Linked DNA regions of Mus musculus: region 1 is linked to region 2. The links are chromatin loops, found by intact Hi-C in ENCODE. Cell type or tissue: heart. All regions are shown on one strand. Links, peaks and the distances in the headings refer to the core of each region. The heading gives the core; the rest is flanking DNA.

Region 1 (5,373 bases), core at 286-5,285, 95 kb after region 2:
CAGGATAACTAGCCCCCTAGAAGGGTGTATGCCCCGGTGGCTCTAGTCTTGGCTTTGGGGAGTTAGCAAGTCTTATAATCTGTACCTGGGCTGGGGCTGGGGCAGGGGCGGGGGCCTGGGGGCGGGGGCCTGGGGGCGGGGGCCTGGGGGCTGGGGTGTGGTCCACGGCATCACCTGCATCCCAGTGGAGCTAAGAACTCTGAGAGCAAAGGAACCAACCAGCTCAGGCCAGTTCCATTTCTCTTTAAGTTTGTTCTGGGACGGGGACAGGTTGAAGGGTTGTGGTGTTGCTTGTGTTTTGAGGAGCAAAAGGCTTCATCCTCCAAATCAGGATCTTACGGTATTCTTAGGATGAAAACTCCCCTAAACCCCACGTCTGGAAGTGGGGGAGTGAATCGGGTGTCTCTGGCTCCTTGGCCCACCGGGGAAATGAGTATCGGGTCCAATTCCGTTCGCCCTGTGGGTTTCTGGCTCCTTAGCGGCTGTTGTAATGAGCCATTGACTCTTGCAACGGCATTTCCTGCGCGTTTTATTTTATAGTTCTGAAGTTTTAGTCCATAAATCTTTTGAACTTGAGGTTTTAAGTTGGAGGAGCCATGCGGTTAGAGGTGGGTGGGAGAGTGCCAAGTTTATTTTTCACAGGCGTTCACAGGGCCTGGACCCTTCAGCCCCTTCTTCTCTCTCTTTATATGCTACGGCTTGCACTGAATTATTTATCTTCGTATTCATAGAATATCTCCATATTCATAGAATATTTGGGTTCAGAATGGGCCTGGAAATGGCAGTGCTCAGCCCAAGAATAGAGATCGTAATGGGAAAGTTTCTGTTTAAATAACGAGAGCTGCTGGTCTGGGGTGGAGGCCGGTAAAACACCGAGGTGAATGAGGCTCTGGCTGTGGTCCTCAACAGAAGTTAAAGCCCTGTCCCTCCTCCCAAAACAGGCCTGGAGGTGGAGCTCAATGCTCAAGGTGGTGCTTGCCTAGGAGGCACAATGTCCTGGGTCCCAATCCCAGCGGGACATCAACTCATGCCTGTGATCTCAGAACTCAGGAGGTAGAGACCGGAGGGTCACAAGTTCAAGGTCACTTTATAGTACTCAAGGTCACTTTAAGCTACATAGTGAGTTTGAGGCTGGGATGCAAGGGGTTCATGAGTTTGAGGCTGGGATGCAAGAGGTTCTATCTTAAAGAAAAATAGGGGCTGGAGAGGTGGCTCAGCAGTTAAGGACACTGGCTGTTTTTGCAGAGGACCAAGATTCAATTCTCAGCACCTACATGGTGGCTCACAAACCTGTGTAAGTCCAGTCTTATGCTTTCTTCTGACCTCCATAGGCACTGGGCACACATGTGATGCACCTACATACAGGCAGGCAAAACCCTCACACATGTAAAATAAAATAAATCCCAGAAAACTGAAAACTAAAAAAGAATAAAGCTGTTGGAATGCATCTTGATGTTGGTGGGAATATAAATGGCGCAGCCATGGTGTTTTCTCAATAATTGGACATAGAGATGTTATATGACATGTATGTGCTATGTGTTCACGCACACACACACCATATTAAGAAGGCAGGAACTTGAATAGGTATCTGAACACCCGTGATCACTATTACAGTATTGCTTGTAGTAGTCACAGGTAGAAACCAGGTAATATCCATCAACTAATGGAAAAGTAAACCAAACATATAGGATGGAGTATTGTCGAAGCATCCAGAAGAATCCTGCAGAGTGTGCTAAGTACAAGGAACCAAGATTGTATGGTTGCCCTCCTATCAGATTTCTAAAGGAAACTTGGGTCTGTGGAGACAGGAAGTGAGAGAGTGGTCCGCTGTTATATTATTTTGTCACCAAAAACATTATAAGCGAAGGCTACAGGAGAGTCCTGGGTAGGTCTTGGCTGTACCTAAAGCTGGACCCTGCACCGTGGGCGGGGCCTGGAGGCTCCCCCACCTGGTGCTGATCTGCAGTTCCCTTTCCAGGGTCAGGAGCAGAGGCCACTTGACGCTTGCCTTCTGTTGGCTTATATGCTCATTTATTTGGTTCTATTTTAAGTCACCTCTCCCTGCACTTGCTAACTGAGACTGAATTTTGTTAACTCAGTGAGACATAATAAAAAGAACAGAAAGATCTCACGGAGGTGGTACAGGTAGGCCTAAGGTTGGGCTGACTGAGTCCAGAGACAGTGCCCATTCCTACAGCAGAGGAACTGAGTCCTTCGGGTGAAGGTTCAGAAAAGACAAGGCTTTTAAAAAAGAAAAAAAAAAGACAAAACAAAAAATCAAGGAAAATACATATTTCCCCCTGCTCTGGAAACAGGCTTGGCTCCGCCACAGCAGGTGGCCGAGGGACCCAATGTGGGGAAGGAAGACATCAGGCTTGCCGTGGTGCAATCAGAGTTAAGTGCAGAAATTTAATTAAACAGCATCAAGGACAGCAGAAACTTCGTGAAGCCGCAGTGCGTTGTCAGATTCAACAGTTATTCCAAGGAGCACAATCCACAGATGGTGTCTAATTGATAAATTAAAAGTTAGGCTTCTCTAATGGCTTTGCATTTAAGCCCAGTTTCCCACCCGTGCGCTGACCGCCACTTCTGTGAAGCCCCCTTCCCCTCTCTATCCTCCAGGCCACAAGGGGGAAAAAAAAACCCAAATAACTGAAACCATGAAGTTCCCCTCGTCAGCCCCTAAAAAGCCAGCATCTGCTGGGTCCTTGGATTTGAGTGCCACACCCCCCTCCGTCCTTCAAGCCCGGAGCCCCCACTTGGGGTGGTCTTGTGCTAACAACCGAACAGTGGGGACACTTGGGTCCTGTATGTGCTTTGTGTTCTGTCAACCTGGATCTGTTGCTCAGATCTGCCTAGGCCATTTATCTTCCACAGCTCCTCCTCTGTCCCTCCATTGTCGTCCCCACCTCCCAACACCCCCACCCAATCCCCCACCCGTTCTTTTTTTAGCATTGTTGGCTTTCATCCGTCAGAGCACTAGATTTTTTTTTTTTTTTTTTTTTTTTGGTACAAAACAAAAGCCTCAGTTTATTAAAACAAAAACAGTTTACAAAAATCCAGCCCAGAGCCCGTCTGTTTTTCAGGCCTTGTAGCACTTCCTGTCTGTCAGCAGTTGATATCCAGAGAACTGACTTTTCATTTTAACAGAAAACATTTGCTGTTTGCAAGGATCCGGTTATATTCAGAGATACCAATCCTCTATTGAGACTCAAGGGCACATACACAAACACACCCTTGAAGGTCAGCAGATGGGGAAACTGAGGCATGCGGTTCTGGGGAGTTCCCTCGGGGCATAGTCTGTGAACTGTGGGTATTCATTCATCTTAGCTAGTGTCCGTGGACACTTACTGTGCTCTTGGGATGCTCAGGGGACCTTGGAAAGGGGGAGGGGAAGTCACATGGAGCACCGGGACTATGGGGACAGATATCACAGATGCCACAGGTAGGTACCCGGGTGGTACCTCCTGGCACAGGTACTCTGGGACACTGGTTCACAACCTTCCTACCGCTGCAACTTTTTAATACAGTTCCCAGTGTTGTGGTGACACCACCCCCACATAAATTATTTTTGTTGCTACATCATAACTGTAAATTTGCTACTGTTATGAATTTTGTTTTCCAGTGGTCTTAGGTGAAAGAATTACTTTATCTCCAAAGCCGTGATCATGACCCATGGGTTGAAAACTGCTGTTCTAGAGGGAGAGTGGGGTGGTCTCAAAGCCAGACCCAGTCGCATCTGTGAGTGCAACAGGAAGGCATACCTCAGCATGAATGTGGAGGAGCCTCTCTAGGACAGCAGCACCTGTTGGCAGGCTCAAAGTCTAGGAGAGTCAAGGGCAGGGCAGGGGGAGAAAGCTGCAATGTCATCCTAGCAGATTGCATTCTTTTGAGCACTTCTTGCTCCTCTGGTGTTGGGAGCTTCTTATCCTCTCTTGTTTCTTTGCTTTATTCCTGTATATGTATCCGAATCCTTTTTCTTCCCTGATGTTGAAGATAAAACCCAGGGTTCTGCACACGCAAGACTAGGCCTCTGCTACTGAACTGTGGCCCAGCCATGTCACAGCCCCCTGTGTACTGTGTGCCTGGCGCGTTGAAGCGTCTCAGATGCTGACTGAGTGAAGAGACTCTCCCTGTGATGGATACTATCTATCCTGACTGACCTTAGAGTCAGGCCTGTGGTTCTGATGGCTTCCAGTTTTATTCTGGAGTCTCTCTGACTCCTCTCCGTTCCTCACTGTCCTATGAAGGGATCACGTATGTGCAGCAGCCGTTAGGATGCTATAAAGCATGCTGTTGGGGGTTGTAAATAACAATCCCGATCTCTGTTTAGACTCAGTTGCTGTTTCTGTCTTTTAGAGGAGAGGAGAAATAAAACTTAGCTCACTCTACCTCTCCATGTAATAGTTAATAGCATAGGACCTGTTAGGTGTTGTACCTCCATTGGTGCTTATATGTGTGTTGGGTACACGCGTGTTTGTCCGTGTGTGGAAGCCCGAGGGTGTGTTTGCTTAGACACTCTTCACCTTTTTATTGAGGCAGGGTCACTTACTGGTTTGGAACTAGCCAGAGTGTCTGAGCTCCAGGGATCCACCCACCTCTGCCTTCCAATTCTGGGATTACAGTCATGAGCCATCACTCCTAACTTAAAAAAAAAAAAAGCAAATAAATAAAATAAAAAGCTAAATGACAACAATTAAAAAAAACCCCACAGGTTTTGAGGATAGAATTCTTGTGCTTGTAAGACAAGTACTTTACCAACTAAGTTCTTCTCCCTGCCCTAATTAACAATAATAATAACAACAATAATTATTGTTTTGAGATAAGGTCTCTCTATATTTATTCCAGGCTGGCTTTGAACTTGTGACCCTCCTGCCTTAGCCTCTGGAAGGATGAGATTAAGGGAGTATGTTAGTGTATCCTGGTAGGGCCAAGTTTAAAACAGAAGGTTTTCTTTGTACCATGGAACCTTGGCTTGGTCTTTGCTCCATATCATGCTGTCTCAGAGCAAGAATACGGAGGTGATGGGGAGCAAGGATTAGATCATATCTATTTGTTTACTTGCTGCCAAAGAGGAACTGTGAGGATGCTGTGGCAGAACCTGGCCTAATTGCCTGTTGTTTCTTTTTTGCCATGGTGTGGGTGGCTTTTGAAATTCCCTGTAGTTTATGGAGGCGAGCCTGTGCCTTGCGGATGCCAGATGATGTAGCCGAATGGCTGTCGGCTGTTTATTTGCTAGTCTGTCGTTCTCAACACAGCATTCTTGAGTTCGGGAGGCCCTACACTGTTTGATGTCCCCTCCTCCTCCACCTCTAAATATAACCAGCCAGTCAATCAGTCTTGGCAGCCGTCGGGGCTAGGGCTGTCAGACGG
Region 2 (5,373 bases), core at 205-5,204:
GGGGGAGGGTTTTTTTTTGTGTGTGTGTGTGTGTGTGTTTGCTTTGGACAATGAAACTGTCCCACATGTTTATCTTGATGGTCACCCTACAATCTGTACATCGGTCAAATCTCAGAACCAGGGAGCAGGGGAAGAAGGCCTGTAGCAGAGTGTTGCCACCTAGGTATGTGGTGAGTGCAGTGAGATGGGACAAGCAAAACAACCTCCTGAAGGCTGGGTGTGTGGCTCAGTTGGTGGAAGCTTCCCTGCGACACTGGGAGCCTAGGGGTTGATCTCCAGCACTGCAAACCTGGCACGGTGGCCCCAAGCTACAATTGCAACAGCAGAGGCAAGAATGTCAGAAGTTCAAGGCCGTGATCCTCCGCAATCTATGGAGTTCACCATCAGCCTGGGCCGCATGAGACACCATCTCAACAAAACAACACAATCTGCGAAGGAAAAATAAAACTTGGTGGTGGTGGTGGTGTGGCCAGTGTCAGGATGCTCTCTCCAGTTCAAGGCCTGTCTGGGTTCTTGCATTGCAAGACTCCAACTCCAACAATACCAACCTTAAGAAAAACAGTGCAGTGACGTAGTAGCCTTCTCCTTTAGTCCTTTATCAGTCTCTGGCTTGGACACTGCAGTGCTCGGGGCCCCGCCCCATCAGGTCTCCTCCCAGCTCACCACTTAACAGTTTGTTCAAGTCTCCATCAGGAAGGTAGCCACTGACTTCTGCCTATCGAGGAACAACAAACAGCACACTACAGAGTCAAAGGGCACTGAACCATGGCCAGAGCCCCTTTTAGGTATTAACTGGTTGGGGTGGGAAGGCGGCCTGACAGCCTGGCACCTTTGGGACTCCCATATTCAAGGAAGGAGCCGGGTAAAGAAAGGCCTTTCTAGCTCTGATGATCTGTGGTTCTGCGGTAAAAATCCAAAATATAATCCAATTAGCTGTGTTGCCTGTACTTTGTGATTGAGAATAATCGCAAAAAAACAATTACCATCATAAAAACATGCAGCTCTTTAACACATGGGAACCCAGATGATTCAAAAATCAGTTTGTTTGGAGTGTTGGGAAACAGCAGGGTTTGTGGTCTGAAGTCTTATGAAGTGCCTTCTAAAAATCATATTCACAATTTATAATAAACACAGTCCATGTAAGTACACAATTTTAAAAAGGGACTTTGACATTGTTACATTGTTCACTACAAATGCTCCGCCCATCCATGCTGTCAGAGAGGCACTACCCCAGTTTAGGGGACAGAGAGATTGACAGTCTGACCACTCAAAAGCTTTGGCTGTGTTGAGATTTTTCCAAATGTCTCCAAACCCACAATGGACACGGCATAGTTTTGGTGATGAGTGAATTCCATTGTCTCCTAATCCTATGAAAATTAATGGGAAAGTGTTAATTGTGCATCAATGCATGCTTAACATTAACCCAGGGATTTGATGAACCACAACTTTATGTTGCCCCTCATGCCATATTAACTTGGTTTATTGTAATAATTTAAAACAATAAGGATAATTGTATCCGTACTGTTTTAAATACTCCATAAATTGAATACAGCCTGAATCTGGCCAGCCTGGAATACGAAGTGTGCGATTCCCCCGGGAAGCTACAGTCACCAATCCTTTGGAGTTTACACTTTGCCAGGGGAGAAAGGGAACTTTTACCAAACACCTACTAAGTGTCAGAATCTGTGAGGCTCCTAGTTCCAAAAACTAGGGGTAAGGTGCTTTGTTATCTCCAAGACCTACCGCAGGTCTTGGGAGATAGAGAGCCATTTCACTCCTGGCGCTTACACTCTTTACAGAGGAAGCCCTAGTAACTTTAAACATAAATAAATTAGATAACGGATGAATGGTCGAGGGATTTTCTGAAATAAGCACCTATCTTAACCACCCTCGGGATACTCCCAAACTGCTACTCAATCTCCATGAACATTTGCTTTGAACCCCAATCATTTGACCTTGACCCCTACAAGCCCACTTTATTATATTTTCAAATCGCGGTCTGAGTAAGGCGCAAGCCCTGTCTGGTTGCTTCCTCGCCCCCTGTTATCTATCGCGTCAGTTTCTCAAAGTTCCGAAATAACCTTCGCGGGCACGGCTCCGTACCTCTGGCGGGGAAGGGCGGGGAGCCGTGCAGGACGTGCCAGTGTGGAGCGGGAGCCAGAGAACTTGCCGCGCGAAGGGAAAATAAAACTTGTGGCTGGTGTTCGTGCAGGAGGGTCTCCTCCATCCGCAAGCCCCCCAGATCCCGGGGTTCTCGAGGACTGCCCTGGGAGCGCAGGGTGTGGGTGTGCTCCCGGCGTCCTTGACCTAAATTTCCGCGCGGTGGCTGGAAACGGGGGCACAGAGGCAGGGAGGGCGGCGGGTGCCACCTCCGAATCGGGCGCAGGGCCCCAGGAACTTGAATGAATAGTCCGAACTAGGGGGGCCCGGGGGCGCTGCCGCCTCCCGGCCCAGCGAACAGCCCGGGCCGAGCTCCCCGCGCCTCCCCCTCCCCCACACCCAGCCCATGTGATCTGAGCCGACTCGGGGTGCGCTTCCCGTCTCCCCGCCTGCTTGGCGTGGCCAACCCCCCCACTCGAGTCGCGGGGCTCGCGCGCCGCCCCTGATGGGTCCCGCTGCCGCGGGGGGCCGAGCGTGTGCGCGCGCGGACAGGCGGGGGACCGAACGGGGTGCGTGACGTCACCGCATTGGTTACACGACGTTCTAGAACTCCGCCCCACGTGCGCGGGGAGGAGGGGGAGGAGGAGGAGGAGATGGGGGTGGGGAGGAGGAGGGGGAGAGGTGGGGATGGGCCGGGGGGGCGGGGACGGGGGGTGTGCGAGGCGGCGGGGCTGAGCTGAGCCGAGCCCACGTGTGACGGGCTCTCGCCGCTGGCCCGGCTCGGCGCTCGCGGAGCTTCGCAGCCGCCGGGCGGGGGGAGGAGGCGGGGGAGGAGGGACGGAGATCTGGGGCTCGGAGCCGGCCGCCGCTGCGCTCCGCTTCGCTGTGGGGCTCGGTGTGTCGGGGGTGGGGGGGCGGGGGGGCTCCGCTATGGAGGCAAATGGGAGCCCAGGCACCTCGGGCAGCGCCAACGACTCCCAGCACGACCCCGGGTAAGTTTCCAGCCGCTGCCCACCGCGCCGCCGCGGGCTCGTTCGGGGCTGTGCGGGCGACGGTGCGGAGCGGGGCATTCGCGCGCCCCCCGCGCCCCCGCGCGCACCCTTGGGGCACTCGCGCACCTTGGGGTGGCGTGGGGCCGCCACCTTCTCCCCCAGCCCACCTCCAGGCTCGCGCTCGCCCGCTCCCCCCCAGCTTTCCTTTTAGCTTTTGTAAGTTACACGTCAAAATGGCCGATCTGACATCGGTGCTCACTTCGGTTATGTTTTCTCCCTCTAGTAAAATGTTTATCGGTGGACTGAGCTGGCAGACCTCACCAGGTAAGGGAGGGAGGGGGGGACGCCTGGGTCCCCCCCTTCTTGGCTTCTTTATTGCTCTTTGTTATCCCAGTGTAAGAGCCCCCCCACCCCGCCATTGGCTCCCCACTTCTCCTGTGCAAGGTTATTTTTTTAAATAGCAAATCCTTTCCGAGCCCTCTACGCGACCTCTGTTGCTGAATTTCCCCCTCGTGTGCAAAAATATTGCAAAAACAAAACAGAATAACAACAGAAAACTACTTTTGCTTTTTGTCCTTGATCAAAAAATTGCATTGCTCCCCCCTCCACACCTTCTCCCACCCCCCCATCTCTCTCTCTCTCCCTCTCTCTCTACAGATAGCCTTAGAGACTATTTTAGCAAATTTGGAGAAATTAGAGAATGTATGGTCATGAGAGATCCCACAACGAAACGCTCCAGGTAACGCATTCCCTTCTCGATTTTGCCTTTATTTTAGAACAAAGTTTTAGTTTTATTTTTGGAGGTGTCTTCGGAAGTAGCTAAGCGGATTTAGAATGGGGCTCAGGCGCGTGGCTGGTTGGAACGTCGCTCCCCCCCCCCATAACCCCAAAGGTTATTGTTAATTAGGGCCGAACTCTGGATTCAGAGACGCCCATCTCTCCCGCTTGAAGTCATTTTCCTGTCGCTTCTTGTTCTCTTGTTTAAAATGACATTCAGTTCACCCACTTTCCACATAGTTTTTTTTTTTTTTTTAATTTAAAAATTTGAATGTATGCCTTCTGCACACTCCCAAACTCTGAAGTCCCCTCTTTGGGAGGTGAATGAATATCTTAGTGTCCGTTTTCCTTCGGAATAAAACAAAGCCTTAAGAAAGGGAAGAGGAGGAGAGGAAACTGAGGCGGCCAGAGTGGAGACACCAGCATTTTCCAAGTTACCTCCAGCCGCCCTGCCCCCTCGTCCCGCTTCCCCCACTAACCTTGGTATTTTTACCTCTTGAGGCAGAGGGCTGTGGGTTAGAGGAGAATAGAGGGAGCTGGTGGGGATGGGGGGTGCGTGGGGGCAACATTCGCATCCTAGTCTACATATAGGGTCTCCTTGTTGCGCTCAGTAGTGTCACATTTTGTTTGTTTTTCTCCCTCTTTGTCTCCTTCCAGAGGCTTCGGTTTCGTCACCTTCGCAGACCCAGCAAGTGTAGATAAAGTATTAGGTCAGCCCCACCATGAGTTAGATTCCAAGACGGTAGGTTGCTTTTTTTTTTTTTTTCTAAATAGTTGTTGTTTGCCCCTTTTCAGTACCGGTCTGGGCATTGACAGCCCTGTTTAAAGGGACAGCGCCTTCTTTTGCTTCTGTGCTAGAACTGGGTACTTTTAAACAGCTAGCGAGTTGGCTCAGAAGTTTGCTGCGGTGGCTGGTTTTGGGGGTTTCCTTTTTAGTGTCTGTCCCATTGCAGCTTCAGACGCTGCCAAGCCAAGGTTGGGGGGAGGGGGGTCGGCTCCCTGAGAGGGCAGCCTCCCGCCAAGGGACCTTGCAAAGAAACTCCAATGCAGAGTAAATGGAACTTTCTTTGTCAGCCGAGCACAGCCTGTGGCATTGGGATTGGCTTGTAGAAGGAAGGCACAGCCTGCTTCCTGGCGGAGGAGGCAGGGGTGGGGCCAATGGGAGGGGGCGCTCATCTTAGGTCCAGGCAACAGGTTTCACTGGGACTCCTAGTGATTTGAGCTGTGGTTTGAGAAAGGAAGAGAGATACAGGCAGAGGCAATTGGGCATCCAGTGGGTTTACTCCAGATGGCAAATTGAAAGCTGATAAACCTTGGATTTCAAAGTGAATCTCCCCCCCCCCCCTTTCTCAGGTCTTTCATTTGTGTGTGGGTACTTTTACAGCATTTGAAGTTTTTAAAATTCAGAGTTTAGAGGCGAAAGTCCTTACGTGGAGGTCAGAGAGAATAAGGGGCGGGGGGGGGGGGATGTCAGTCTGGAATAATAAATGCAATGATGGGGAGT

The links. Peaks named below come from ENCODE experiments on the same cell type or tissue, not always from the same donor. Only the 100,000 strongest peaks of a DNase experiment are listed, where the experiment ranks them.
Region 1: it touches region 2 in a loop (2.8-fold over the local background); 9 of 42 quality-filtered maps call a loop at or near these places.

Annotation. Positions count from the first base shown.
Region 1 is chr11:88,620,444-88,625,816 of GRCm38, reverse strand. The region is part of intron 5 of Msi2 (musashi RNA-binding protein 2); the gene reads left to right. It overlaps 0610039H22Rik (RIKEN cDNA 0610039H22 gene), which reads right to left. Exons shown (of 3, transcript NR_131025.1): 2 at 4,553-4,645; 3 at 2,391-2,507. Among named protein-coding and RNA genes, the nearest start is that of 0610039H22Rik, 3.9 kb to the right of the region's middle. In heart, for the core only: no CTCF peak of the experiment used is centred there; a DNase peak (open chromatin) is centred at 3,389; H3K4me3 peaks cover 307 bases; H3K27ac peaks cover 3,708 bases.
Region 2 is chr11:88,715,748-88,721,120 of GRCm38, reverse strand. It overlaps Msi2 (musashi RNA-binding protein 2), which reads left to right and starts at 2,892. Exons shown (of 14, transcript NM_054043.3): 1 at 2,892-3,092; 2 at 3,376-3,416; 3 at 3,750-3,831; 4 at 4,527-4,611. The coding sequence starts at 3,031. It overlaps C030037D09Rik (RIKEN cDNA C030037D09 gene), which reads right to left and starts at 2,478. Exons shown (of 4, transcript NR_038058.1): 1 at 2,104-2,478; 2 at 549-715. In heart, for the core only: no CTCF peak of the experiment used is centred there; DNase peaks (open chromatin) are centred at 2,640 and 4,910; H3K4me3 peaks cover 4,279 bases; H3K27ac peaks cover 4,682 bases.